Regions from separate parts of the Homo sapiens genome. Here region 2 is linked to region 1. A link is an interaction called in ENCODE POLR2A ChIA-PET data of the cell type or tissue named here. Cell type or tissue: Caco-2. All regions are shown on one strand.

Region 1 (5,000 bases):
ACGTCTTCTGACGTCACAGCACTTTCCCTGTTCATGGAGGCCCGTTCACTCCTTGTACAGTCAGTTTTCTAAGGGCAGGGCGTGGAGGTGAACTTCCTCCCAGGACTGGGAGCTGGATGAACAGTGAAGAGTAAAGCCACGGGAAGCCCCAGTCACCACACTCACAGTGTAACACAGAGAAAAGACACAAGAAAAGGAGGAAATGGAGATCAAAATGTCACTGCCGCTGTTTGAATCTGTAGCTCAAGCCCCATTCAAGGGGAGCCTCATTTTTGACACAGGCTTGCTGGTTTTTCCAAATCCCTGTTGACTCTTAAGCTGCCTAAGCGGTTTACAAGGATGAGCCTCCATTCACAACAATTTCTATTTAAGGAAAAACCATTGGGGATGGGCGCGGTGGCTCATGCCTGTAATTGCAGCACCCTGGGAGGGTGAGGTGGGCAGACTGCCTGAGCCCAGCAGTTCAAGACCAGCCTGGGCAACATAGTGAAACCCTCCCGCTTCTACAAAAAGTACAAAAATGGCCAGGCGTGATGGCTCAAGCCTGTAATCCCTGCACTTTGGGAGGCCAAGGCAGGCGGATCACAAGGTCAGGAGTTTGAGACCAGCCTGACCAACATGGTGAAACCCTGTCTCTACTAAAAATCCAAAAGAAAAATTAGCCAGGTGTGGTGGTGTATGCCTGTAATCTCAGCTACTTGGGAGGCTGAGGCAGGAGAATTGCTTGAACCCGGGAGGCGGAGGTTGCAGTGAGCCGAGATTGCACCACTGCACTCCAGCCTGGGCGACATAGTGAGACTCCGCCTCAAAAAAAAAAAAAAAAAGTACAAAAATTAGCCTTGTGTGGTGGTGCACACCTGTAGTTCCAGCTACTTGGGAGGTCGAGGTGGGAGGATAGCTTGAGCCTTGTAGGTGGAGGTTGCAGTGAACTATGATGGTGTCACTGCACTCCAGCCTGGGTGACAAAGCAAGACCCTGTCTCAAAACAAAAAAACAAAAAAAAATTATTGGCATGCAGATGCCGTTAGCTAACAGCGGTATCTGAGAGCACATGCCCAGTTTGCTTTTGTTTTCACGTCTTCAGAAAAGCATCCTGTAGGCATAATTTTCTTTTTGTAATAAGCTTTTCATTTGTGAGTGAGAGAGGCTAACCACCCACTTTGTGTTTCAGGCTATGGTTAAGGGCACACAGCTACAGCTCAAAGGCAGCAAGTGGAGAAAATGAGAATGAGGGGGCATGAAGAGGAGGACTGCCCGTCTTTATTTCGGTTGTAGAGTCACAGACACATCAGAAGAAGGCTCTGACGTTCAAACCAGAAGGCAGGCCACCGGAGCTCCTAGAAGCCCACAGGGGCGTAGGAGGCACCATGTGAGAAGGACAGAGGGCAGCGACCTGGCTGCCTCTCAGAGAGAGGTCATGTCGTTGAGAGCGTGGTCCAGTTCCTCGCTGATAGCTTTGTACTTGAGCTTCTGAGCGTATAACTCATCTAGAGGGCGGAGGTCCCCAGGGAGACAGTTCAGAAGTACAGGGGACAGAAGGCAAGGGTCGGAATGGAGTGCCACAGATGAACCACAAGAGGAAGAAAAAAACACGTGAGCAAACAAAGCACAGACTAGGAGAAAGCTGTGTTCCATGTGAAACAGATGAAGAAAACCAAAGATCTATGGAGTTGATCTCTAAGTGGTTTGAGGTTCTGCAGGGGGATTAGCCACAATGAAGCTTCAAAACAGTGGTAACCAGAAGTGACAGAGCTTCCCCCCACTGGTCCCCACCCCTCAGTTTATTTCGGATTTCCAATGACGTCACCCTGTCCAAAGGTCGTATTTTGGAATGGGGCATTTTCCCTTATATGGGAACCTCACTTCCCCAAAAAAACATTGGAAGATATGGTCTGAAGAATGTGTCCTTTCTGGGTGGGATGGGCAGTTTGGAAGATTCCATTTGAACCCCAAGATTCTGGAATTTCTGAGGCCGAATGTTAAACACTGGAACTCTTGAAAAAATTCTGGGAGAAGTGGGCCCCAGACTTGCAGACTAGTCTTTATTGCAGTCCCTACACTTTCTGTATTTCTGTTTTTTTTTTTAAATACTATGATAAGCTTTGAGCTCCCTGGGACAGAGCTTCTGCAAAAATGCAAGGCATGTAAAAAAAAAATGCAAGGCATCTATCAGAAATGAGCAAACAGAAGGAAATTGTGAAGTTTTTTTTTTTTTGAGACGGAGTCTGGCTCTGTCACCCAGGCTGGAGAGCTGTGGCGTGATCTTGGCTTACTGCAACCTCCGCCTCCCAGGTTCAAGGGATTCTCCCTGCCTCAGCCTCCCCAGTAGCTAGGATTACAGGCGTGCACCACCACGCCTGGCTAATTTTTTCTATTTTTGGTAGAGACGGGGTTTCACCATGTTGGCCAGGTTAGTCTCAAACTCCTGATTTCAAGTGATCCGCCCGCCTCGGCCTCCCAAAGTGCTAGGATTACAGGCTTGAGCCACTGCGCCTGGCCTGAGATTTTTAATTTATTATTAATATTTTTTTAATCAGAGAGAGCCATACTCTTTTCTCTATACTTGCTCATGGGACTAACTAAGCAGAGATATTTTACCTCCTGAAAGTGGCAATTCAATTAGCCAGGTGTGGCGGCACACGCCTGTAGTCCCAGCTACCTGGGAGGCTGAGGCAGGAGAATCACTTGAACCCGGGAGGCGCAGGTTGCAGTGAGCCGAGATGGCGCCACTGCACTCCATCCAGCCTGGGAGACAGAGCCAGACTCCGTCTCATAGAAAAAAAAAAAAAAAAAAAAAAGGGCCATTCAAGCCTGAATGCTTTGCATTATCCTATTCCAGTGTTCCAGGACATCCAGATATGACATCACTATGCGCTTTACTTTCCTAAGGCAAACAAAGCCCAACCCAGCCCCTCCACAAACATTCCCCAACTGTCCGTGGATGTGTCCCAGAGGGGAAGGCAGGGCAAGGCAAACATTTAGATGGTAACCTCATACCTTCCAGGTCATCAATTGTCTTTTCCAGTTTTGCAACCGTTCTCTCTGCAAATTCAGCACGGGTCTCAGCCTAGATAAGAAGAAAGGAGTTACTATCATGGCTTCAAGACCAGCCCCAGGAGAAACCAGAGCTCGCTGGGTGCCACCACACTCACCTCTTTCAGTTTGTCAGACAGAAGTTTAATTTCTTCTTCATATTTGTCCTCCTTTTCAGAATACTGTGGGAGAAACCAAAACACTGCTTTAAGAAAAGGAGGCCCAGCCAGGCATGGTGGCTCATGCCTGGAATCCTGGCACTTTGGGAGCCTGAGGCTGGTGGATCACAAGGTCAGGAGTTCGAGACCAGCCTGGCCAACATGGTGAAACCCCGTCTCTACTAAAAATACAAAAATTAGCCAGGCTTGGTGGCATGCAGCTGTAGTCCCAGCTACTGGGGAGGATGAGGCAGAAGACTCACTCGAACCTGGGAGGTGGAGGTTGCAGTGAGCCGAGATCACGCCACTGCACTCCAGCCTGGGTGACAGAGTAAGACTCCATCTCAAAAAAACAAACAACAACAACAACAAAAACAAAAAAAAAACAGAAAGAAAGAAAAGGAGGGCTGGGTGTGGTGGCTCTCACCTGTGATTCCAGTGTTTTGGGGGACCATGGTGGGAGAATTACTTGAGCCCAGGAATTTGAGACCAACCTGGGTCACATAGTGAGACCCCGTCTCTACAAAGAATTTAAAAATTAGCCAGTCATGGTGGTGAGCACCTGTAGTCCCAGCTAATGGGGACGCTGAGGAGGGAAGATGGCTTGAACCCTGGAATTCAAGGCTGCAGAGAGCTCTGATTGGACCACTACACTCTAGCCTGGGCAACAGGGCAGGACCCCATCTCAAAAAAAAGGAGGAAGAAGCATAAAAAGAAGTAAGCAGGCCAGGCACGGTGGCTCACGCCTGTAATCCCAGTACTCTGGGAGGCCAAGGCGGGTGGATCGCTTGAGGTCAGGAGTTCGAGACCAGCCTGGCCAACATGGCGAAACGCTGTCTTTACTAAAAATACAAAAATTAGCCAGGTGTGGTGGTGGGTGCCTGTAATCTCAGCTACTCAGGAGGCTAAGGCATGAGAATTGCTTAAACCCAGGAGGTGGAGGCTGTAGTGAGGCCAGATGGCGCCACCGCACTCCAGCCTGGGGCGATGGAGTGAGACTCCATCTCAAAAAGAAAAAAAAAAAAAAGTAGGCAGAGTAGAGGCAGGCACCTTTCCCCAGCAGAAGAAATATGTGTGAAATGTGGAGGATGTTGGGGAGAGTCCTGTAGGATGGTATTGATCAGAAGGCCTAAACTGAGAACTTGAGATAAAAAGTATGGCGAAGAAAGGGAGATAACTGGGAATCTGTTACTCAAGGCCCCCTCTGTATTTCCAACCCCATTCTCCACCACCTTCCCCAGGGTGACAGGCACTCCCTGATCATAATCTGTGGACTCCTGAGTCCCAGTCCCTGTCCATGAATGCACCCCTTAGCATGGAATGTTCCCCTCCCCATGATGACCCATCAGAAATTATACTTTTCTTTTCTTTTTTTTTTTTTTCAGACAGAATCTTGCTCTGTCACCCAGGCTGGAGTGCAGTGGTACGATCTCGGCTCACTGTGACTTGCAACTTCTGCCTCCCAGGCTGAAGCAATTCCCCTGACTCAGCCTCCCAAGTAGCTGGGCCTACAGGCGCCCACCACCATGCCCAGCTAATTTTTGTTATTTTTAGCAGAGATGGGGTTTCGCTACGATGGCCAGCCAGGCTGCTCTCGAACTCCTGACCTCAGGTGATCCGCCTGCCTCGGCCTCCCAATAATAACTAACACTTATTAGCTGCTTACCATGGGCCAGACATAGTTAATGGCATCACAGCCTGGTATCTGTAATCCCATTTTATAGGGGAGGAAAGGGTCACAGAAAGGTGAAGTTATTATTTTGCCTAGGGTCACATGGCTATTAAGTGATCAAGTCATGACTGAAGCCT
Region 2 (5,000 bases), 270 kb after region 1:
GGGTTAACTAAAAAGGAGTGCATAAAAGAATGTTGTCCAAGTTGGCACCAGAGTTGGGGAGTTTTAAGGGGTTTAGAAGCTTGGCCGTCAATACCCACGGCAGTTACGGGGGCAAAGGAAACAGGCCCTTGAAAAGAAGGTAATGTGGGGTGGGTAGCCCCCGTATTGATTAAAAAGGGGATGGACTTACCCTCCACCGTAAGAGTTACCCGAAGCTCGGCATCTGTGATGGTCCAAGGGGCTTCTGAGGCGATCGGGCAGCATCAGTCTTCAGCCACTAAGCCGAGGAGATCTGGGAAGGAGTCAGCCAGAGAGCTTTGAGCCAGAGCTCCAGGGACCCTAGAAGGGGCTGTGATATTAGTTGGACAGTCCGATTTCCAGTGGGGTCCCGCACAGGTGGGACAGGCTTAGGAGGAATCCCGGGCTGCAGGCATTCCTTGGCCCAGTGGCCAGTTTTGCGGCACTTGAAGCAAGGTCCATGAGATGGTTTTAAAGGAGTGCCTAGAGGCTGTGGTTTGGTTGCTCTGAAGTTTTTGTGTGCTGAAGGCATGGCTGGGGTTTGTCTTACAGCAGAGGCAAGCAATTGCAGCTCTGAAAGACGTTGCTGCTTGGCTGCCTCTTCTCTATTGTTGAACACCTTGAAGGCGAGATTGATTAATTCCTGTTGTGGGGTTTGAGGGCCAGATTCCAATTTTTGAAGCTTTTTTTGTAATGTCAGGAGCTGACTGAGTGATAAAATGCATATTGAGAATAAGATGGCCTTCTGGCCCTTCAGGGTCTAGGGCTGTAAAGTTTCTAAGGGTAGCCACCAAACGGGCCATGAACTGGGCTGGATTTTCATCTTTACCTTGGGTGGCTTCTTAAAGCTTGTCATAATTAACAGCTTTGTATGCTGCCTTTTTCAGCCCTTCAGCTAGGCAAGAGACCATGTAATCTCGCCTAGCTATACCTGGGGAGCCTGTCTGGTATTCCCATCAAGGATCCTCTCAGGGAACTGCCCTGATGCCTTCTTGGAGGTCTGGCTCATGATGCCGGCGGGTGTTAGCGTGAGATTGGGCTAGGGTATAAACTCTTTCCTGCTCATCTGGGGAGAGGGTAGAGGTCAGGATGACATTTAGGTCACTGCAGGTTAAAGTGTAGGACTGAGTCAAATATTGGAATTCCTGTGTATATTTAGTGGGGTCTGATGAGAAAGAGCCCAGACGCTGACTGATTGGGAAAGGTCTGATAGAGAAAAAGGTATATGAACCTTTACTGTGCCCTCAGCTCCAGCCACCTCTCTATGAGGAAATTGTTGGGCAGGTGGGGGAGAGCTAGTCATGGAATGAAACTAAGCCTGACCAAGTTTGAGGAGGGGAGGTGATAGAAGAATTATAAGATGGGGGAGCGGAGGCTGAGGAAGAATTGGGACTTGATTCAGCCTGCCAAGGAGTGGCCTGGGGAGGGGGAGAGAGGTCAGAGGGGTCTGCAGAAAAGGGGGATTCAGGGGACTCTGAGGTTGGGGTAGAGACTGAAGGAACGGACGGGAGAGAAAGAAGAAAAATTTGGGATGAGTCACATTGGGAGCAGAGGCTTGGGAGGGAGCGAAGTGTAAAAAATGCCTGGACGCAAGGCACCTCAGACCATGTGCCCATTTTTTGACAAAAATGATCTAGGTCTTGTAGGATGGAGAAATCAAAAGTGCCGTTTTCTGGCCACTTGGAACCATTGTCAAGTTTATATTGCGGCCAAGCAGTATTGCAGAAGAAAATAAGACGTTTGAGTTTTATATCAGGTGTTAGTTTAAGAGAAGTTTTTAAGTACACAGGCTAAGGGGGAAGAGGGAGGAATGGAGGGCGGAAGATTGCCCAAAGTGAAGGAGGTAAGTTTAAAGAGAGAAGTAGAGACACGGAGAAGGGCGGGGGTGAGCAGCCAAAGCAGGCGTCCCCGCAAATGACTTGCCACCATGGGAATGTGGGTGAATGACCAAGGCAGGCATCCCCAAGGTGATCAGACACCAGTGGAATGTGGGTGAATAATTAGGCAGGCGTCCCCGCAGTGATTAGACACCAAGGGAAGACTGTCTTCCTGAGTCTGTGACCAGCGCCAGAGTTTTGGGTCCACGGATAAAATGTGTCTCCTTTGTCTCTACTAGAGAAGAAAAAGACTGGACAGGGAGATTGGAGGGTAGCGACAGAGGCTGGAGAAAAGAGTGAAGAGACCACTTACCCGATTTGAAATTGGTGAGATGTTCCTTGGGCTGGTCTGAGGACCCGAGGTCGCAGGTGGATCTCTTCACGGAATGAGGGCCAGGACAGGGGGCCGGTCTCACGAAGGAGTCCCCCTGGCCCAGATTTTGGCACCAAGTGTCAAGCATGTCCGTATAGAAGACCACCTAAACAGGCTTTGTGTGAGCAACAAGGCTGTTAATTCACTTGGGTGCAAGTGGGCTGAGTCTGAAAAGAGAGTCAGCGAAGGGAGATAGGAGAGGGGCAGCTTTATAGGGCTGGGGTAGGCTGTGGAAAGTTACAGTTAAAGGTGGTTATCTGTTGTCAGCAGAGGAGGGAGTCACAAGGTGCATGGTGGAGAGATGATGGGACTCATTGTCCAGAAGAATGTCACAGGGTCGATTGATCAGTTGGGGCAGGGCAGGAACACGTCATAATGGTGGAATGTCGTAAGGTGGGTTAATTAGTTAAGGCAGGAATTGGCTGTTTCACTTCCTTGTTTTTCAGCTGCTCCAGACTTCTTGGCTCCTGTAGGCCACCTGGACATATATGTGCAGGTCACAGGGGTTACAATGGCTGAGCTTCGGCTCAGAGGCCTGACAGTTCCCTTTTGGAAACGTTACAGGGTGATGTGACCTCAGCCCACCCTCTTATCTTTTCCTGGTCCTGGGTTTCAGAACTGCCTGGGGCTCATCTGAGATGCCCACAAGCTGCCGGGTCTCTTGGAGGGTCATGAATATCAGCTCCTGGGTCATTTCTTCCCAGAGGACAGCCTGAGATGTGCCTGTGGGGCCTCTCAGGGGAGCCGCCGGGTGCACCCCCTCCCCCTACCTCCCGGGAGGGAGGAGTCCCCTGGTATCTCCCTCCGTCATCTAAAAGGAAACCCCTTAGGACATTTAGCTTTTCTCACCCCAAGCCCAGTTTTCACTTCTTGGAAATACCTCTCTGGTCAGCCACTCAGATGCTGCTATTGAAGGGAAAAGACTGGAATGATCCCTGTCCTTTGAATCCTCTTAGCCTAGTGAAGGGAGAAAACTATGGCTAAGGACAGGAAAACCACCTTCACTGAGGTGACGCAAAAAGCTGAAACGCACACAATGCAGTGTCTTCTGGGAGGGTGGTCACTGAGTATATATGTGAGCAGCACAGGGTTTGGGGCATGTCTGAGGTTATATAGGATGACCTGATCTGACACTTGAGTCAGACTTGCCGGTATTCCAGTTTGCCCTACCCCTCCCTGGGTTTGTCACCTTGAAAATTTTTTTTTCACTTACTTACTTATAATAGAGTCAGGGTCTCACTACATTGCCTAGGCTGACCTCAAACTCCCGGGCTCAAGCGATCTTCCTGCCTCAAACTCCCAAAGTGCTGGGATTACAGGTGTGAGCCACTGCACCCAGCCTGAACCTCAGTTTTTAAAAAATTAAATATCAAATGGATTTTATTAGTAGAGTTTGATAGACAAGATAGAATATATCCAAGGAGGCAAGAAAGAGGTGTATTTCAGAAAAAAAAGAAAAAAGAAAAGAAATGTCTAGCCTTATATTTCATCCATTAATTTTTTTTTTTTTTGAGACAGAGTCTTGATCTGTTGCCCAGCCTGGAGTACAGTGGTGCCATCTCGGCTCACTGCAACCTCCGCCTCCCAGGTTCAAGTGATTCTCCTGCCTCAGCCTCCGGAGTAGCTGGGATTACAGGCACCTGCCACCACACCTGGCTAATTTTTGTATTTTTAGTAGAGATGGTGTTTCACCATGTTTGCCAGGCTGGTCTCGAACTTCTGACCTCAAATGATCCACCGGCTGGCCTCCCAAAGTGCTCGGATTACAGGCATGAGCCACCCATCATCCGATAAAGCTTTTAATTTACATTTTGTCTTACCCAGATGGCGTGTGATACATTTCTCATATTTGTTCTTTTCTTTTGGGTGATTTCAAATGGAATTCCAGGGCTTAGCCTTGAGAAGGCTACTGGGGCTGAGAATCTCAGCAAAGTAAGGAAAATCACTCTTCCATTATGGCTGCAGCGAAATGAATACATTTCCACAATAAAGTGTCATAGTTAAATTGGTAAATTACAAAGATTCATTAAAACATCCATTTTTCTCCTTTCCAGAGTGAGAACTTGTGACGGTGAATAACTCTTCTCTTTCCTGGTACCTGGACTTCAGAGATTAATACAAAACCCTGTGGGTCAGGACTTGGCAACACCAAGAAGCATTCAAATATAATGATTTATTCAACTGTGTATTGTCATGGAAATAATAATTAAATGGCACATCTTTGTTGTCTGAAAGGGATAGATACTTGTGCTTCTCTTGTTGAGCTATATAAAATACAAGCGCCTTACAATTTGTCTTCCCTGCCTATCTATATGGACACTGAGTTTGAGGGATTTTGTTGGTTTCTTCAAACGCTGAGTATTTTCTTTTAAAAGTAAGTGAATTATCTTGACTCGAGAGCCGAAACCCTCACACAGTGACTTCATGTTAAGGCGACTCTTGAAAAAGCATCTCAGCTGGGCGTGGTGGCTCACGCCTGTAATCCCAGCTCTTTGGGAGGCCAAGACGGGTAGATCACTTGAAGTCAGGAGTTCAAGACCAGCCTGAGTAACATGGCAAAACTCTGTCTCTACTAAAAATACAAAAATTAGCTGGGCGTGGTGGCAGAAACCTGTAATCCCAGCTACTCAGGAGGCTGAGGCAGGAGAATTGCTTGAATCCCAGGGCGGGCAGAGGTTGGAGTGACCTGAGATCACGACGTCACTGCCTCCAGCCTGGGCGATAGAGCAAGA

The links. ChIA-PET counts read pairs that join two places held together with the same protein. Peaks named below come from ENCODE experiments on the same cell type or tissue, not always from the same donor. Only the 100,000 strongest peaks of a DNase experiment are listed, where the experiment ranks them.
Region 2: POLR2A ChIA-PET joins it to region 1 with 7 read pairs; 4 of 35 experiments call an interaction of 5 or more read pairs at or near these places.

The regions. Positions count from the first base shown.
Region 1 is chr19:16,091,751-16,096,750 of GRCh38, reverse strand. It overlaps TPM4 (tropomyosin 4), which reads right to left. Exons shown (of 8, transcript NM_003290.3): 6 at 3,153-3,215; 7 at 2,998-3,067. Among named protein-coding and RNA genes, the nearest start is that of RAB8A, 18 kb to the left of the region's middle. RefSeq lists an enhancer at 1,899-2,772. In Caco-2, no CTCF peak of the experiment used is centred here; DNase peaks (open chromatin) are centred at 1,473, 1,789, 2,258 and 2,940.
Region 2 is chr19:15,826,547-15,831,546 of GRCh38, reverse strand. It overlaps LOC124900418 (collagen alpha-1(I) chain-like), which reads right to left and starts at 2,600. Exons shown (of 3, transcript XM_047439793.1): 1 at 2,209-2,600; 2 at 191-292. UCA1 (urothelial cancer associated 1) reads right to left here and starts at 2,600. Exons shown (of 3, transcript NR_015379.3): 1 at 2,209-2,600; 2 at 191-292. RefSeq lists an enhancer at 2,157-3,356. In Caco-2, no CTCF peak of the experiment used is centred here; DNase peaks (open chromatin) are centred at 1,974, 2,656 and 3,310; H3K4me3 peaks cover 1,435 bases.